Regions from separate parts of the Homo sapiens genome. Here region 2 is linked to region 1. Evidence: chromatin loops called from intact Hi-C (ENCODE). Cell type or tissue: natural killer cell. All regions are shown on one strand. Each heading gives the region's core, and the rest is flanking DNA. Links, peaks and the distances in the headings are about the cores only. Region 1 overlaps ARAP2 (ArfGAP with RhoGAP domain, ankyrin repeat and PH domain 2). Region 2 holds the start of DTHD1 (death domain containing 1).

Region 1 (8,000 bases), core at 1-8,000:
AAAGGCTGTGAGGTATACCTTTACAAACATGGTGGTATTTAAATCCGACTTTTAAAAAACCTTAATTTTAACCAGATAGACAAGTGCGTGGGGGGCATTCTAGTCAAAAAGACTAAATAATGGAAGTGTAAGGCAGAGAAATAAGAGGACAACAACATAGAGTCAAAAGATAGGAGGCTGATAACGCATACCAAGGACACATTATAGAAGGTCTGCAATATTAAAAGAGTTTGGATACATCCTTAAGGGATTTCTTTATCTCTTCCCTTCCACAGCGTTATCCTTGGAACCCACACTTTTGAGCAGGTCCCAGATATAACTGATTTGGAAAAAACAGCAAACCATTCCATGCAGGGAGCAAGTACTGAGTTTATATTTCTCCTAGCCATAAATTCCTGCCTTAGCAATTGGTAAGGGACAGTCATCATTAGCATCATGGCATTCTACCAGAAGGATATCCTCTTCTGCTATTTAAGGAGATACACTATATCATCATGGCATTATCTCTGAGTATTTTTTAAGTTTCTTCTCCTTCACTAGCTCTGTTCCAATCTCCCATCCCTGACTTTATTTATCCATCAAAATCCTATCCATTCTTTAATGTAATCTTAAATACCAATGCAATGAAGGCTCTCCTATGTCCTCCCATGCAGCCAAAACTGAGTATGGCAAATGAGCTGTGATTCAGGAAGATGAATGGGCAACCTTATACAGAAAAGAGAGAAGGATGTCAAGAAATAAGCACTTAGTAAACAACTTATTTCTTCTCCTTTTTACTTTATCTTCTCTCCCTATAAAAATCCTTTTCCACTATTTTTTTTTAATTTTCTAAATTAACACATAATAACTGTTCGTATTTATGGGATACATAGTGATGTCATGATACATAGTGATGTCGTGATACATATAAAGTATAATGACCAGAAGAGGTAACAAGCATGTCCATCATCTCAATTATTCATCATCTCTCTGTGTTGGAAACATTCAATATCCTCCTTCTGGCTATTTGAAACTATATTAAATTAGTGTTAACTACAGTCATCCTACAGTGCTATAGAACACTAGGACTTATTCCGCCTCTCTAGCTATAAGTTCCTGCCCTTTAACAAATCTCTCCCTATGTCCTCCTTCTCCCTACCCTTCACAGCCTCTACTATCCTCTGTACTACTTTTTACTTTGGTAAGATTCACTTTGAAAAAAGCTTCCTCATCAGTGAGAATATGGGCTGTTTAACTTTCTGTTCCTGCCGTATTTCACTTAATATAATGTCCTCCAGCTCTACCAACTTTATGCAGAGTAATCTAAAATTTCTCTCTTCCTTTCTTATCTATTCATTTCACTCAATTTCACTGCCATATTTCAAGTCATCAGTAGTCTATGTAACTGTCTTGTAAGCACCATAAACTGTAAAACTGAATTTATTTTCACCTGAAGACTTACACTCTCCTTATATCTGTCCATTAAAATATCAACTCTTCCAGTCCATCTGAAATAGAATGAAGTCATCTTTGACCTTTGCTGGTTCCTTTGCACCCACATAGCTTGCATTCTCCCCACATCTAGAATAAACTTCCTCCCCACCACTCACCAACTGTGAATTACTGTCACATTGGTTTTCTTGAGGTTTCCTGAATATATCACATTTCTACCCAAGCCAGTGCCTTTGCATACACTGTTTGCTCTGCAACGAATTGTCTTCACGCCCATCTGCACATACTTACTGCCTCCTCAACCTTCATATTTCAGCATAAATATATCCTCCTGAAGAAAGCCTTTCTGACCAGCACATTCTCTCAAACCCCTCATCCTCACAGATAACCCTAATTTAAGCTAACAGCAACCTGGATTTTTCCTTTATAACAATTATTCATTGTGATTTAAACGGTGACTTTATATTTACCTGTGTGATCATTTAATTAATATATTCTCCCCAAATAGGCTTCAGGTCATTTATCTACATTCCTCACCACCTTTCATGTAGTTAATACTATAGAAATATTTTCTGAATGAATGAATCCTATGTCTAATCAATCACAATTATAACAATCTCTGATGGCTCATTTTTAATATTTCTTGAAATTCATTTCTTATCACTTCCACTGAGGCTCCACTGAGCCTATACATTAGTCTACATGATAATAACGCCTGGCTTAGTGTAACAGTCTCCTGGTTTGCCTCCCTACTTTCAGTTTGTTTTTCTTCTGAATTTTCCTGCATATTATTTTTCAAATGTCACACAGTTGGAGAAAATCAAGAAAAGGCTCATGGAGGTGAATAACAAGATGGGTCTGATGTTTGCACAGAATGTTGATGGATGGCAATGGCTAGGGAGGCTCAGATGGAAGAACAAAAACACAAGGGGAACATGTAGGAAAAGACATGCTCCAGTTTCCCATAGTGTATACTCAGTCACTGTTTAAAAAGATCATTAGGCAGAGACACATGACATGATTGGCTTAACAAAGGAAACCCTATAAATCCAAGTAGGTTAAAATGGCAATACAAGGCCAAAACTAGACCAATAAGTGCTCTAGAAATTCAGAAGAGGAAGATAAACTCTTTCCATTGTCAGGCAACCTAAGGATGTGGGAAAGGGCACAGCATCTTTGGGGACAGTGTAAGAGCCCCTCTGCTCTAAGTCTGTAGAGACTGAGACCAGACAGCAGGAATTAGAATGCCTAAAAACATTTACAGTTTATCCCCTACGTGATCTGTTTCCAAATTTTAGCTTGCATAAGAATTAGAGGAACTTATAACAACATCCCTCTAGTGAGATAATTAACTATTTGTTGAGGAAAATGTTACCATTAACCCATTTTGTCACTAGAAATAAGTCAAGTAGCACTGTACTGAAAGAAACAGGGACTAAAAAAAGATTATCTTTCTAATAGATCCTGTTAAAGAGAAAACAATTCCTTAAAAAATAACCTACACACCTATAACAAGGATATAGTTAACAAGTAAATATTTCTGGTAGAATAATAGAAAAAAATAATTCCCCAGAGGTGATCAAAATATACTTAACAAGCAAAATACTATGTCACTAAAACCTCAGAATGTTGTAGTTTATCTAATGGCTGATTTATAATCTAGTATGAGATCCCAAGAAAAATCTTGTAATTTTTAACACTGTAGAGCTGATTTTTATATTTGTCTTGCAACAGTACAAGATAAAGACAATAAAGAAAAAAATACTCAAATGACAACAATGCTCAAAATGCCTGTGTTTTTCAGAGTATAAAATTTTCCTTAAGGAAAGAAATTTTAAAGCATCCCTTGAGCCTGTAACACACAGGTATCTAGGGCAAGCCTGTCATTTATCTACCAATTTGAGACAATGAAACGATCACAGGGCAATTCTGCCCACAGCTGGGTGAAAATGGGGGTGAGTTAGATTTCTTTGCAGGGGATAAAATATCAAGGCTGTTTGGATCATGCCATTTTCTGTGATATAATGAAGGAGTCCTTACAGAGACATGATTGGCGGCCTCAAAGAAAGTGGAAGAAACCTAGGGAATGTGTAACTGTGCACGCTACCTCCCAAAGGCCCAACCACATGCTCCTCAAGTGCACATTTAAACATTAAAAGACCCAACTGTTCAGTTCTCATAGCTGTTAACACCGGGTCACCCAGCCAAAATAGTGGCTATGGCCACACCTATGCATCCCTTTTGCTAGAAGAGTCACAACAGAAACTCTCTCTCCTTTTAGGAAACACCAAATCCAGTGTTTCTGTTTTTTTTTTTTTTTTTTTTTTTTTGCCAAAATGTAACCAACCATCTAGACAATAAATGGATGAAGTGTCACAGAAAATAACAACTTAAATTTTTTTAATATTAAGCTAAATGATTTGCAATATCTCATTTTTATATGAACTTTTTAATTTCAAACCAAGCTGCATCATTTTCATTGCATCAATAACTAAAAACGTGAGAGGTCCTCATCTCTTCACTGCAGTTGAGATAAGCTTTAAAAGAACAAACAGAGGGAAAGAGGGAAAAACAGTCCAGTTTGACACAGTTACTAGAAATTATCTCAAATGAAAACAATGGTAGTGCCAGCAACAGTTTTATGGCATGGAAGCCTGTCTCACTCCTGAGTAGTTTTCCTCCTTATTTCAATCAAACCAGAAAAGGTTACAGGTGCTGGAGAAAACCAGCAGTGAGATTCCATCAGCTATAGAGACTACCTTCTACTCAACCTAGGCAACGAATTGTCTTAAGACTCAAATGTACAAGCAAACTAGAAAAAAATAGTAGCTAAAACAGAAAACAGCTTTTAAGGCTGGTCGTGGTAGCTCATGTCTGTAATTCCAGCACTTTGGGAGGCCAAGGCGGCAGATCACTTGAGATCAGAAGTTTGAGACCAGCCTGGCCAACATGGTGAAACCTTGTCTCTACTAAAATTACAAAATTAGCCAGGCATGGTGGTGTGCACCTGTAATCCCAGCTACTCAGGAGGCTGAGGCAGGAGAATCGCTGGAACCCAGAAGGCAAAGGCTGCAGTGAGCCAAGATCCTGCCACTATACTCCAGCCTGGGCAACAGAGCAAGACTCTGTCTCCAAAAAAGAAAAAAAAGAAAATGGCTTTTCAAAAATATTCATCCAACCATCTTGCAAACCTCCAAGAGATGTGTTTATACCGATTTGATGCTCTGAGTCACTGCAAAATGAAACCAAACAATTAACACCTCTCTATATCTTCCATTATTCTCAGCCATAGAGCATGCAATGTGTGTTATGTTGCAGTATGTGTTACTGTCTAAAAGCATATATTCTTCTGTCCTGCAGCAATAAAGAAGCAATATATAAAAAGAAGGCTAAATATCTATTAGAGCCACAGGTATTGCCAATATTAGGGGGTGGAAATCTCCAAATAATGAGAAAATTATGTTAGATTATGAGCTACAAAAAAGAGCATGTGGTTAAATCTTAAAATTAGTGTGTTAAGAGAAAGTACATACTTAAGACAAAAATCATCTGATTTTAATTAACTAAGCATATGGTAATATATTTATTAGTTGCAACTTCAAATTCTTTTCATGTTGAGAATCTACCTCCTATTCTTAAAAACCAAACTGCTTGCTTATTTTACTCTTCGTATGCATAAAAAAGCAATTTTTGAAAACTGTAAAATGTATTTACCTTCTCATTATTGTAGTAAGAAATGCTAAGGCCATCAAATTTCACCCATCTCTTTTGAAACATGCGTTTTCTGCAAAACATATGAAATTGTTATTTTACATTCAAGTAACATGAACTTAGATTGTTAAATTCATTTGTAATGTAACCGTGTAAATATATTATTATTTAATGTTAAACACCATAGACAACAATAGGCTATGATAATACACAGTTTTGGCCATGGCACATAGGAAAAAATAGCATAATAGTACTTTCTAATCAGTTGACCTAGGAATTTTTTGTTAATGACAAAATTAACAGCGTTGTTGCACACATTTGTAAGGTTCGGTGCACAACAAAATGTGGTCAGAAACACTGTCACTGAACCCATTTCTAATAATAAAGATAATCCTTCCACGAAGATAATATAAGCTTTCATCCCTCATTAAGCTTATATATCTATTTTATTTTCCCTTGATTTTTGTTTTAGGGCATAAATATCTTACTAAAATAACAAGGCTTTGTCAATTGGATTTACATGGAAAACATATTGAATTTTGATTAAGCTGAAAAAGACCTGAACAAATATACAGAATCATTTATAAGCATTCAAAATTCAGTGAAAGATTAGTATATTTTTTAAATGATCATATGAAAGGCAAAGGTAGTTTAAAATGGCTACTGACATGAAAAACAAAAGCAAAAAAAGATATCACATGTTGCAGGCTTAAAAGAAAAAATAAACTATTTTTCTGACTATATAAGGAAGAAGTGAAGAACTGTTTTTACTTAGGCTTGCTTTTTATTTTTATTTTATATTCTCCTTCCCTGAAGGCAGACAACCATAGGTACTTTTGGTCTTTAACACAGAAAATATACGAAAACGAACTTCTTATTTTTTAAAAAATTTAAAAAATATTATTTCTAAACAAATATCAACTCTGTCTACCTTGTGCTTTTGCAATTTTCTGAAATGTTTAAAACAAGGAGTTGGCATAACTTTTCTTGGCTCTCAGAAGACAATAGAAAAAGAACTTCAGGAAGTGTAGAGAGCTTGTCTCTGGGCTGGTTCCCCAGCCACACATCTATTATGCAAGTGAAACACAGCAAGCCTCCCAAATTAATTGTTAGCAAATATGTTCTGCATAAGATAAAATTATACCAAATCTGATCAAATATAAAAAATTTTTGAGATTCTTTACTGCAGACAACATTTTCACATATAAGCATTGAATTAATTATGAAGTAATAAGAACATGTAAATTTACATGTAAATATCTTAAAAGCATATAACCACTTCATATTTAATTCTAATTACAGAAAAAAAATATAAAATAAAAATTTTGGCCAGGCGTGGTGGCTCATGCTTATAATCCCATCACTTTGAGAAGCTGAGGTGGGTGGATCACTGGGCAACATGGCAAAACCCTGTCTCTACAAAACATACAGGAAAAAAAAAAATAGCCAGGCATGGTAGCGCACAACTGTTGTCCAAGCTATTTGGAAGGCTCAGGTTGAAAGGATCATTTGAGCCCAGGAGGTGGAAGCTACAGTGAGTTACGACTGCACCACTGTACTCCAGCCTGGGCAACACAGTGAGAGCCCCATCTCAAAAAAATTACTTTAAAAGCATATTACCACAACTGACCACCCAGCCCTCTTTCCATCTTATTTTTCATCTTTCAGCTTCTAGAATTTAACTTTTCTTGGCCTGTCTGCAATGGGTTTTCCTCACTTTGCAACATCCAACAGTGTTAGAGCCATCTGGTTTTTACTTTTTCTAGCAACACAGGGTTCCTTAAATTCTCAGCATTAAATGTTGAAAGGTAAAGAAATATTAAGCAAACACAATAATTATACACTGGATAAATTAGTCACTTTTTGCTCATTTCATTTTATCTCTTCCACACTTAAAGGCAGAGAAATACATACCTTCTAACACAATCCAAACAGTAATTCAGTAAATCAAGATTTTGCTTTGGGACACAACCCACTTCACACTGGGAATGACAGTAAGCTAGAGCTCAATTACATATATAATCTTCCATTTTAAGATAAAAATAATTAACATCTGTGGGGGATAGAGCCCTTAGGGCCTCCCATTACCCCACTATTCCCTTTGCTGACTCCTTATCTTTCAGTTACATCTAAACCAACTACAAAGAAATCCCTTCCCTGATGACCCGATCCAAAGTGGATAACAAAGTTATTCTCTCTCTCAATACCCTCTACTTTTCCTCATAGCACTTAACACAACCTCTAATTTTATATATTTGCTTATTTGCTTAATGTTTGTCTCCCACACCAGGTCTTATGCTTTACAAGGACAATGTTTATTTCCTTCTGTAGGATCAGCAAGTAACACAGAGAGGAATATGGCACTGAAAAAGAATTTGCTGAAGGAATGAGTGACATGATTAAAAGCACAGTCCTTCTGGCACCATGGGTGGGATAACAGACAAATAAAAACTCAAATGATCAGCACTCATATAATCAGCATCTTTTAAAAGAACGGTTGAGGGAATGCAAGAAAACTTCAGAACACGCAGAATTAAATTCAAAGTTTTGAAACCTGCCAAAACATCAAGTATAAAAGGTTTACAACCTATTTTCACATGTCTTACTTAAGATTAACTGCAGCCACTCCAACACTTAAAACTTTCTTAGAATTCCATCACCATCTTGATAGACAGTTTGTGTCTGAGGCATCATCCAGTTACTTAATATTTGTGTCCACAGAAAAAGGAGGAGGGGAAGAGGGAGGGCCGATAGCTTACTCATGTGTTAGGCTTAAGGATCAGTCGAAGATGCAGCATCTGACTAGCTACAACTCCCCTCTCAGGCGCTCATAATGCAAAGGACACACCCTACCACTG
Region 2 (8,730 bases), core at 332-8,331, 93 kb after region 1:
GTACAGGAACGCCCCTTCTTCGGTCACCTAGTAACTTTTCACTAGTCAACACCAAACTGAATAACCACTATGTTGTGAGAAAGTGCTGGGCTAGCTGACTCGGATCATCTCCTAGAGTTTAGGAGAAATAACAATCACAAAGTTTGAATTTGCAAAACCTTTAGGCTTTGCTGGCAGGAGAGAAAATACCACTTTTGGATCATAAAATGGATATGGAATACATGGGCTCAGGTAAACTGGGCCAAATATTGAAGCAGATTTGGAGACAAAACCAGATGCTAAAGCAGGCACTCTTGGGTGATGACCTTTGTGAGGGGGCTGGTGGGGCCACTTGGATGGCCACTGTGGTCTTTCTGGGTCAGGAACTCAGCAGTGCCCTTCACCAGCTGCTGGAGCACACCTCAGGCACCCTGCGTTCCACCTGCCAGCAGCTGCATGTGCTGCTTGACAAAGAGAATCAATGTGTCTCGAGAAAAGGCAAGTATTCTTTTTTTTAGTTTATTCTTTCTCTAAGAAATATTGATTAGGGCAAGATCTGAGAGGGGCTATGAGTATACCAGATAGGCTAAGATAGAGTTTCTGTCCACAAGAGACTAACAATTTCAAAGGGGAAATAAGTTGAGACAAATGCACAATAATGCCAGGGACATTGGGGCCAGTCCCATTAGAAACACATGAATGAAGTGCTTTTGGACTTCAGAAGCAGTTTAAATCCCATCTGTAGGGTGGGGAATTGAGAAGTTTGCTAGAAAAATGTAGTATTTAAGCTGAAGCTTAAAGAGTGAATTGGATTTATGCAGCAGGAAAGAGAGAGTCGGTAATTTTAGTAGGATCCAAGACTTAGAGACAGGAAAATACAGGCCACTGAGGCAGAGCTAGTAGTTTGTTTTTTATATCAGAATATAGTATTCTATCTCTAGGGTCATTTGAGCTTAGCCTTATTGATTGCAAAATTACTGGGAAGACTGGAGTGGGTTGGGATAGGGAATTGGATCCCCATGCACTGGGGCTGGAGAGGGATTCTTGGGAATAGGTCCAGTTATGGATGTGGAAAAGTACAGTAAGGCAGGAAGAATGTGGAATCTGATGAATATAATCCTAGATAACAACAGTTACTCCAGATAAGCATATAGGTGGCATCATGAAATTCAACTCTAAATAATACAGTATCAAGATAAGTGGGCAGGTTCCATCTATGAGGAAATCCAGGGTAGATGATGTTAAGAAATTCAATCTAAAGGGCAAATAGTGGGCATCAGGGAAATCTGTCTAAAGGCAGCATGACTGAGAAGCCATCAGCTGCAGCCCACAATGAGACCTTTAGCCTCTGGAGGGAGTGGAACATGGTCTTTGGCAATATAACAAGCAAATATATATTCAGAAAAAAACAAGGACTTGGTTACCAGAATAGGAGTTAAAAATAAAGACAAGTTCTCAGGTATAAGACAAAAACAAAACAAAACAAAACACAAGTTGTCAGAACTGGATCCCAAAGAAAAGCCCTGACTGGTGAAGGGATGATTTGGTGATGGCTTTAAAAACACTAAGCTATGGGGCCTTAAATTACCTATTCTTTAGTTCAGAACTGAATTCTAAAGACTAGAGAGGTACTAAGCCTGCAAGAAGTCATCAGGTGACCTCAGTAGTGAGGAGAAGCAGGATGAACAAATAGGAGAGTGGGAAGAATGATGACGGAGTGAGAGATTATATAAGATTTGATCATGCTAAGAGTTTACTTCAGAGTGAAGAAGGTTGACCTGAGTTAGTAGGCTTTGAGTAGCCACTTCAGGTTCCAATCAGAGAATTGGTATGGTCAGAGCTATTCTCTGAAGGACTAATTTGAAAATTTCCAATGCTCACAAATTCATCAGGAGGAATAGTATAAACCTAATCCAATTCTTATAGCAGTAAACTAGGCTCCAAAACAAAGCATCTACATTGGCAGAAATAATGGAGGTATGGTGTTTCTGCCACCCAAGCCTCATCTGGAGTGTTCGCCTAATTTTCAGCCCAGCATTTTAAATGGATCATTGATAAACTATTGTACATCCAGTGGTAAAAGAAGAGTTCTCAAAATCATACCAAATGAAAAACAATTGAGGGAGATGTTGACTTCAGTTCTTATTGGGGGAGCAAGAGGTTATGACATTTGTCTTTAAATATTCGAAGTATCTTTATAAGCAAGAGGGATTAGATTTACTCTTTGCTACCATGTTAAAAATGGTTTGTTGTCAATCCTACAATTGTTAAAAGAGTGACAGTTATACAATTACTTCTCCTTCAGGAGTTTGGCTTAAATGCACAGTAAAGGTCTTTGTAGGTTTCTAAAATTATCTTGCCATGTTTCATTAGATGTCAGTGCAGAAACATAATTTGGTTTAGTTTTGTATTTATTCTTTGTGTGTCCATGTATGTGTGTGTAGAAATCATTACTTTCATAGACTGCCTCATAAAAATAACTGAACATTTGGGGAGCACTGCTGCACTTCTAAAGAAAGAAGAAAAGGAGATTTGTAATTTATGCGGCATGCATGATGAATGTACTCCACAGCAGACAATGTCCTCCATTCAAGATACCAAAGCAGCAGACATTGCTGCAAGAGGGGAACTAAATGTCATAGAAACAGCTACTGTTTCTCCCACAAATGGAGAGGAAAGTCATTACACAAACCAGGTCCAGTTAGAAAAAAATAAAACACATATGAGTTCAGCATTAGTGGAAAAAGAAAACAATACATCACTGAATGGACGTGTACTGGGGCAAGAAGAGTCACAGAATAAAATGTTCCCAGATAATGCAGAAAATGAAGATGATAAACAAATAGAACACATGACTGTTGAGAACATAAATGGCAACAGGGAAGAGACTCATGGCATAATTCAGACAACAGAGACAGAAATTCAAGAGACTTCAGAAAGCCCAAGAGAAGAGATGACCACATCCTCAATAATATGTGATATCTCCAAGAAATATATAAATAGTACTCTTCCCAATGATTCAGAGAATATAAAGCACAAGAATAACATAATGGAAAAGGAGTAAGTAAATGCAATGTGGGAAGTGCTTAAGTATGCCTACTTATATGTGTGTTTCTATAGTTAGTACATGTCTTAGTTCATTCAGGCTGCTACAACAAAACATCATAAAGTGAGTAGCTTTTAAACAACAGATATTTATCTCTCACAGTTCTGGAGGCTTGGAAATCCAAAATCAAGGTGCTAGCAGATTTGGTGTCTGGTGAGGGCTTTCTGGTTCATAGAAGGTGCCTTCTTGCTGTGTCCTCACATGGTGGAAAAAGTGAACAAGCTCCCTTGGGCCTGCTTTATAAAGACATTAATCTCATTCATGAGGGCTCCACCCTCATGACCTAATCATATCCCAAAAGGACCCACCTCCTAATACCATCACCTTGGGGGTCAGGATTTCAATGCATGAATTTTGAGGAGACACAAACAGTTAGACTATAGCAACATGCATAGTATTTCCATTTCATACCTCCCAAAGATATTGTAATCAGTAATTCAGCTTAAATCACTCCTATAAAAATTTATATGGCCACTATTATTAATATTGTTTATTTCTTATAGCTTTAAGAAACAAACACATTACATTTTTTTAAAGAGGAAGGAATTGAGTAGATACGAAAGTAGTTAAAATGAGCAATTGTCCAGATCATGAATACTTTGCAAATTACTACGAGTTCAAATATAATAAGAAAAACTAGAAGACTGTAGGGTGTTAGAAGATTTGGAGAGAATGTTTTAGCCTCAGATTCACTTTATTTATATTCTCAAGAAAATCATTATGAGTTTTAAACCCGTGTCTGTAGAACTCTAGGGATTTTATGGATGAGCTTTGGGAGGTACTTAAAATTGAATGTGTATGTTCAGACCTATTTCATTTCCTTGGATATGGTCTAGAACTGTCATCAGATTCTCTAGGAGACCATAACTTCAAAAAAGTGAGAAAGACCAATCTATTTTATAAATTTTCTCTCCTGTGCAAAGAGGTAATAAGGCCCTATTTGTCCGTATAAAATAAGATATTCACAGACCATATTTTCCCAGACAAACATAACACGCTTAGAAGTGAAAAAAAAAAATATGTGTTTTGGGCATCAGACAAACTTAAATTTCACTTTCTGTTTTATTACATACTAATTCTGTGACCCTGGGCAACTTGCTTCATTTCTCAGCCTAATTTACTTATTTGTAGAAATAATATATACATCCTGGGATTATTTGGTAAGGTCAAATGAGAAAATCACTTAAACGACCTAACACCAGGCCACTTTTTCAGATATTCACACCAGGTAAATGTTAGTCTATTCATTTATTTTAGCTCCAAAAACTCTCACTTTCTTCACCTGTCACTCACTACCATTGTTCCATTACCCCCATCTCTGCTTTGATGTACTGATGCTCTTTCAGGTGTATGATACCATTTTGAGGACTATGATCTTAGGCAAGTCATTTTGCTCACCTTGACCTTAGTTATCTCGCCCATAAAATGAAGAGGTGGTTCTAATTTGGCCGTAATGTTTCTACAGGTCAGAGTCTGATGAATTCTATGGTTGAGGATATTCAGTGCATGATAGATCCACATGATTTGTAAGAATTACCGCTCCAACAAAACAACTGCTAAAGTAGTCTATATGTGGTTACCTGTTTCACTTGAGAAAAACATTGAAGCTCCATATTCTCACATTCAGAAATGACTCAAAGCATCGGTTAATGAGTCATTGCCTGAACTACTCCCTCTAACACCTCCTTTAGGTGTTTCCTGGTTAGTGACTTCCTCTTTGCAGCACCCAAACCAATTGTGCTTGGCTTGTATATTTCAGAAGTTGAGTACTCATTGCAATCCCTCGGCCTAGGAAGCCATCATGCCACATAAAAGATGTGTGTGATAAACAAAACCTCACTCAGAATGTGTTGTCAATTCCCCCGTATAGCTTTCTGAAAGCAACCTATCTCTTCCTAGCTGTCCTGGTGTATACAAAAAGGGAAAATAAGGCTAGAGTAAACCAATGTGATTACAGTCATCGGTTACTTAATGATGGGGACATGTTCACAGAAATGGATGGTTGGGTGATTTTGTCAATTGTGCAAACACTGCAGAATGTGCATACACAAATCTAGATGGTATAGCCTACTGCACGCTTAGTCTACATGGTATAGCATATTGCTCCCAGGCCACAGACCTGTAAAGTATGTTACTATACGGAATACTTTAGGCAGCTAAAACACAATGCTAAGTATTTGTGTATTTAAACATATCTAAACATAGAAATGGTACAGCAATAATACAGTATTATAATTTTTAAGACCACCATTATATGTGCAGTCCATTTTTGACTGGTATGCCTTTATGTTCTATATACCTGTATTTTATTTTTAAAAGTTTTAATTTAAAAATTTTTCTTATTTTTTTTTATTTCAATAGGTTTTAGGGGAACAGGTGGTGTTTGGTTACACGAATAAGTTCTTTAGTGGTGATTTCTGAGATTTTGGTGCACCCATCACCTGAGCAGTGTACACTGTACCCAATGTGTAGTCTTTTATCCCTCACCTCCCTCCCACCCTTTCCCCAGAGTCCCCAAAGTCTATTGTATCATTTTTATGCCTTTGCATCCTCAGAGCTCAGCTCCCACTTGTAAGCGAGAAAATAAAATGTTTGTTTTTCCATTCCTGAGTAACTTCAGTTAGAGTAATGTTCTCCAATTCCATCCAGGTTGCTGTGAATGCCATTATTTCATTCCTCTTTATGGCTGAATAGTATTCCAGGGCATGATATAAATATGTATATGTAACAATTTCTTTATCCACTTGATTGATGGGCATTTGGGCTGGTTCCATATTTTTGCAATTGTGAATTGCGCTGCTATAAACATGAGTATCCATGTATCTTTTTCACATAATGACTTCTTTTCCTCTGAGTAGATACCCAGTAGTGGGATCGCTGGATTGAATGGTACTTCTACTTTTAGTTCTTTAAGGATTCTCCACACTGTTTTCCATAATGGTTTTACTAGTTTACATTCCCACACACAGTGTAAAAGTGTTCTCTTTTCACCACATCCACACCAACATCTTGTTTGTTTGTTTTTTGATTATGGCCATTCTTGCAGGAGTAAGGTGGTATTGCATAGTGATTTTGATTTGCATTTCCCTGATCATTAGTGATGTTGAGCATTTTTTCATATGTTTGTTGACCATTTGCATATCTTCTTTTGATAATTGTTTATACATGTCCTTAGTTCACTTTTTGATGGGATTGTTTGTTTTTTCTTCTGGATTTGTTTGAGTTTCTTGTTGATTCTGGATATTAGTCCTTTGTCGGATATATAGATTGAGAAGATTTTCTCCCACTCTGTTGGTTGTCTGTTTACTCTGCTGATTGTTTATGTTGCTGTGTAGAAGCTTTTTAGTCTAGTTAAGTCCTATATATTTTTGTTTTTGTTGCATTTGCTTTTGGGTTCTTGGTCATGAAGTCTTTGCTTAAGCCTATGTCTAGAAAGGTTTTTCTGATGTTATCTTTTTAAATTTATTTTATTTTATTTTGAGATGGAGTCTTGCTCTTTCGCCCAGGCTGGAGTGCAGTGGCACGATCTCAGCTCACTGCAACCTCCACCTCCCAGGTGCAAGCAATTCTCCTGTTCCAGTCTCCTAAGTAACTGGGACTACAGGCGCCCACCAGCATGCCAGCTAATTTTTACATCTTTAGTAGAGACAGGATTTCACCATATTGTTCAGGCTGGTCTTGAATTCTTGACCTCAGGTGATCCTTCCGCTTCGGTCTCCCAAAGTGCTGAGATTACAGGCGTGAGCCACTGTGCTGGGTCTCTGATGTTATCTTCTAGAACTTTTTTTGGTTTCAGGTCTGATTTTATGGTTTCAGGCCTTGATACATCTTGAGTTGATTTTTGTATAAGGTGAGAAACGAGGATGCAGTTTCATTCTTCCACATGTGGCTTGCCAATTATCCCAGCACCATTTGTTGAATAGGGTGTCCTTTCCTCAGTTTATATTTTTGTAAGCTTTGCTGAAGATCAGTTGGCTGTAAGTATTTGGCTTTATTTCAGGGTCCTCTTTTCTGTTCCACTGGTCTATGTGTCTATTTGTATACCAGTGCCATGCCACATAACTGTATTTTACTGTCTAGCCTAAATCTATTTGACTAGGGCTAAAGAGAATGGAACCATTTAAAAGTCACCTTGTTCTACTTCATCTGTCAGTTGAGAAACATAACTCCTGGAAGAAAAGTGTATTCAGATGGTTTCCAAGGCACAGAGGAGAGTCATTCCTAAAGTTATACAACGCTGGGTCACTGTATCCTCTATTAAACAATGTTTCTCATTTTCTGAATTATTTTTATCACCATCACCAAAGAATACTCAAGCAGAACAATGTGCTGAGTCACTTTCTATTCCTTCTAACTATGAGTTTAGAATTGTAAACATAAATCAATGACCCTCTCTGCAATTTCTACATATTTTTTGGATTTCTATGTTAAATTGTGCTTTAAAATTCTATTTACAAGTAATTGAAAAACGTCTAAAATCTGATTATTTTAGAGCTGGACATTAATGCTATGTTATATATAGATCCTCTTATTTCTCTTCAACATTTCCAGTATTTCAATCATTTCACTGGTATAAATGAGAAGTAGTAAAAAAAGAGGAACTCAAGTTGGTAATTTTAATGTAGAAAATCAGAATTTATTGAGCATACATCTTAGGCCAACACATTATTGTAAGTTTAAATGTTTTATCACATTCAATCTTCACACTGTTATGAATTAGATATTAGTTTCAATTTGTAATGAATAAAGTAACCAGCACTTTTGAATGATTTGAGGAATTATGATATTATATTAAAGAGTTTGGACTTTCACATTAAAGATAGATGGAGCCAATTATCTGGTCTAAAACTTACCATCTGTGGGATCTTTAAAAGAAAGTTAAATTTTCTGAGCCTCAGTGTTTTTATCTGTAAAATAATTATGTTAGTAGCACCTACCTAATACAATAGTTGTGAGAATAGTGTGTAACCTAAAAACTACTTAATAGAAAGCAGCAAAATATTAACTATTTTAATATTAATTATTAATGTGTAAGGTCAAGTAAATAGTGACTGATCTCAAATCTGAATTCAAATCTATAACTCTATAATCCTTGGCAAATTTGATGGTTAAAAAAGAGTAAAATGAATGATCAAAATAAAATTTTGGATTGATTTTTTTGGGGATTATAAGTAATCTTTGCCTAATTACTATGATTAATGATAAATTTACAGTTCTTTTGTATCTTTCTCAGCTTTTCTAAAAATATATAATCATCATCATCATTTGATCTAGTGTGTTTAGACAATTCTAATACTTCATATATGTTTACTCCCTCTCCTCACAATTGAGGAAATTATTCAAGTATTAGTACTGATTTTACCAAGAAACTTCAGCAATCTTCAGCTTCTTATTGTGGAATAATCAATTGCTTAAATAACAATAGTAACAAAAGTAATTATAGCTAATATATATAACAACTATGGTGTACCAGACATAGCTCTAATTACTTAACATGTAATGGTTCATTTAATTCAATTCATACTCCCGTGAGATAGGTATTATGTTATCACCATTTTACCATTGAGGAAACTGAGGCACAGAGAGGCTGAGGATCTTGCCCAAGGTCACAGAGTTGATCAGAACTGGAATTCACACCAAGACAA

Evidence for each region. A loop is a pair of places that touch in the nucleus more often than their neighbours do. Peaks named below come from ENCODE experiments on the same cell type or tissue, not always from the same donor. Only the 100,000 strongest peaks of a DNase experiment are listed, where the experiment ranks them.
Region 2: a loop joins it to region 1, with 4 times the contacts of the local background. A loop is called at or near these places in 7 of 110 quality-filtered maps.

The regions. Positions count from the first base shown.
Region 1 is chr4:36,188,433-36,196,432 of GRCh38, forward strand. It overlaps ARAP2 (ArfGAP with RhoGAP domain, ankyrin repeat and PH domain 2), which reads right to left. Exons shown (of 33, transcript NM_015230.4): 7 at 5,146-5,215. Among named protein-coding and RNA genes, the nearest start is that of ARAP2, 52 kb to the right of the region's middle. RefSeq lists an enhancer at 1,737-1,786. In natural killer cell, for the core only: no CTCF peak of the experiment used is centred there; DNase peaks (open chromatin) are centred at 1,599 and 4,679; H3K27ac peaks cover 2,989 bases.
Region 2 is chr4:36,281,553-36,290,282 of GRCh38, forward strand. DTHD1 (death domain containing 1) reads left to right here and starts at 64. Exons shown (of 10, transcript NM_001170700.3): 1 at 64-477; 2 at 2,424-3,039. The coding sequence starts at 207. In natural killer cell, for the core only: no CTCF peak of the experiment used is centred there; a DNase peak (open chromatin) is centred at 4,809; H3K4me3 peaks cover 4,632 bases; H3K27ac peaks cover 6,703 bases.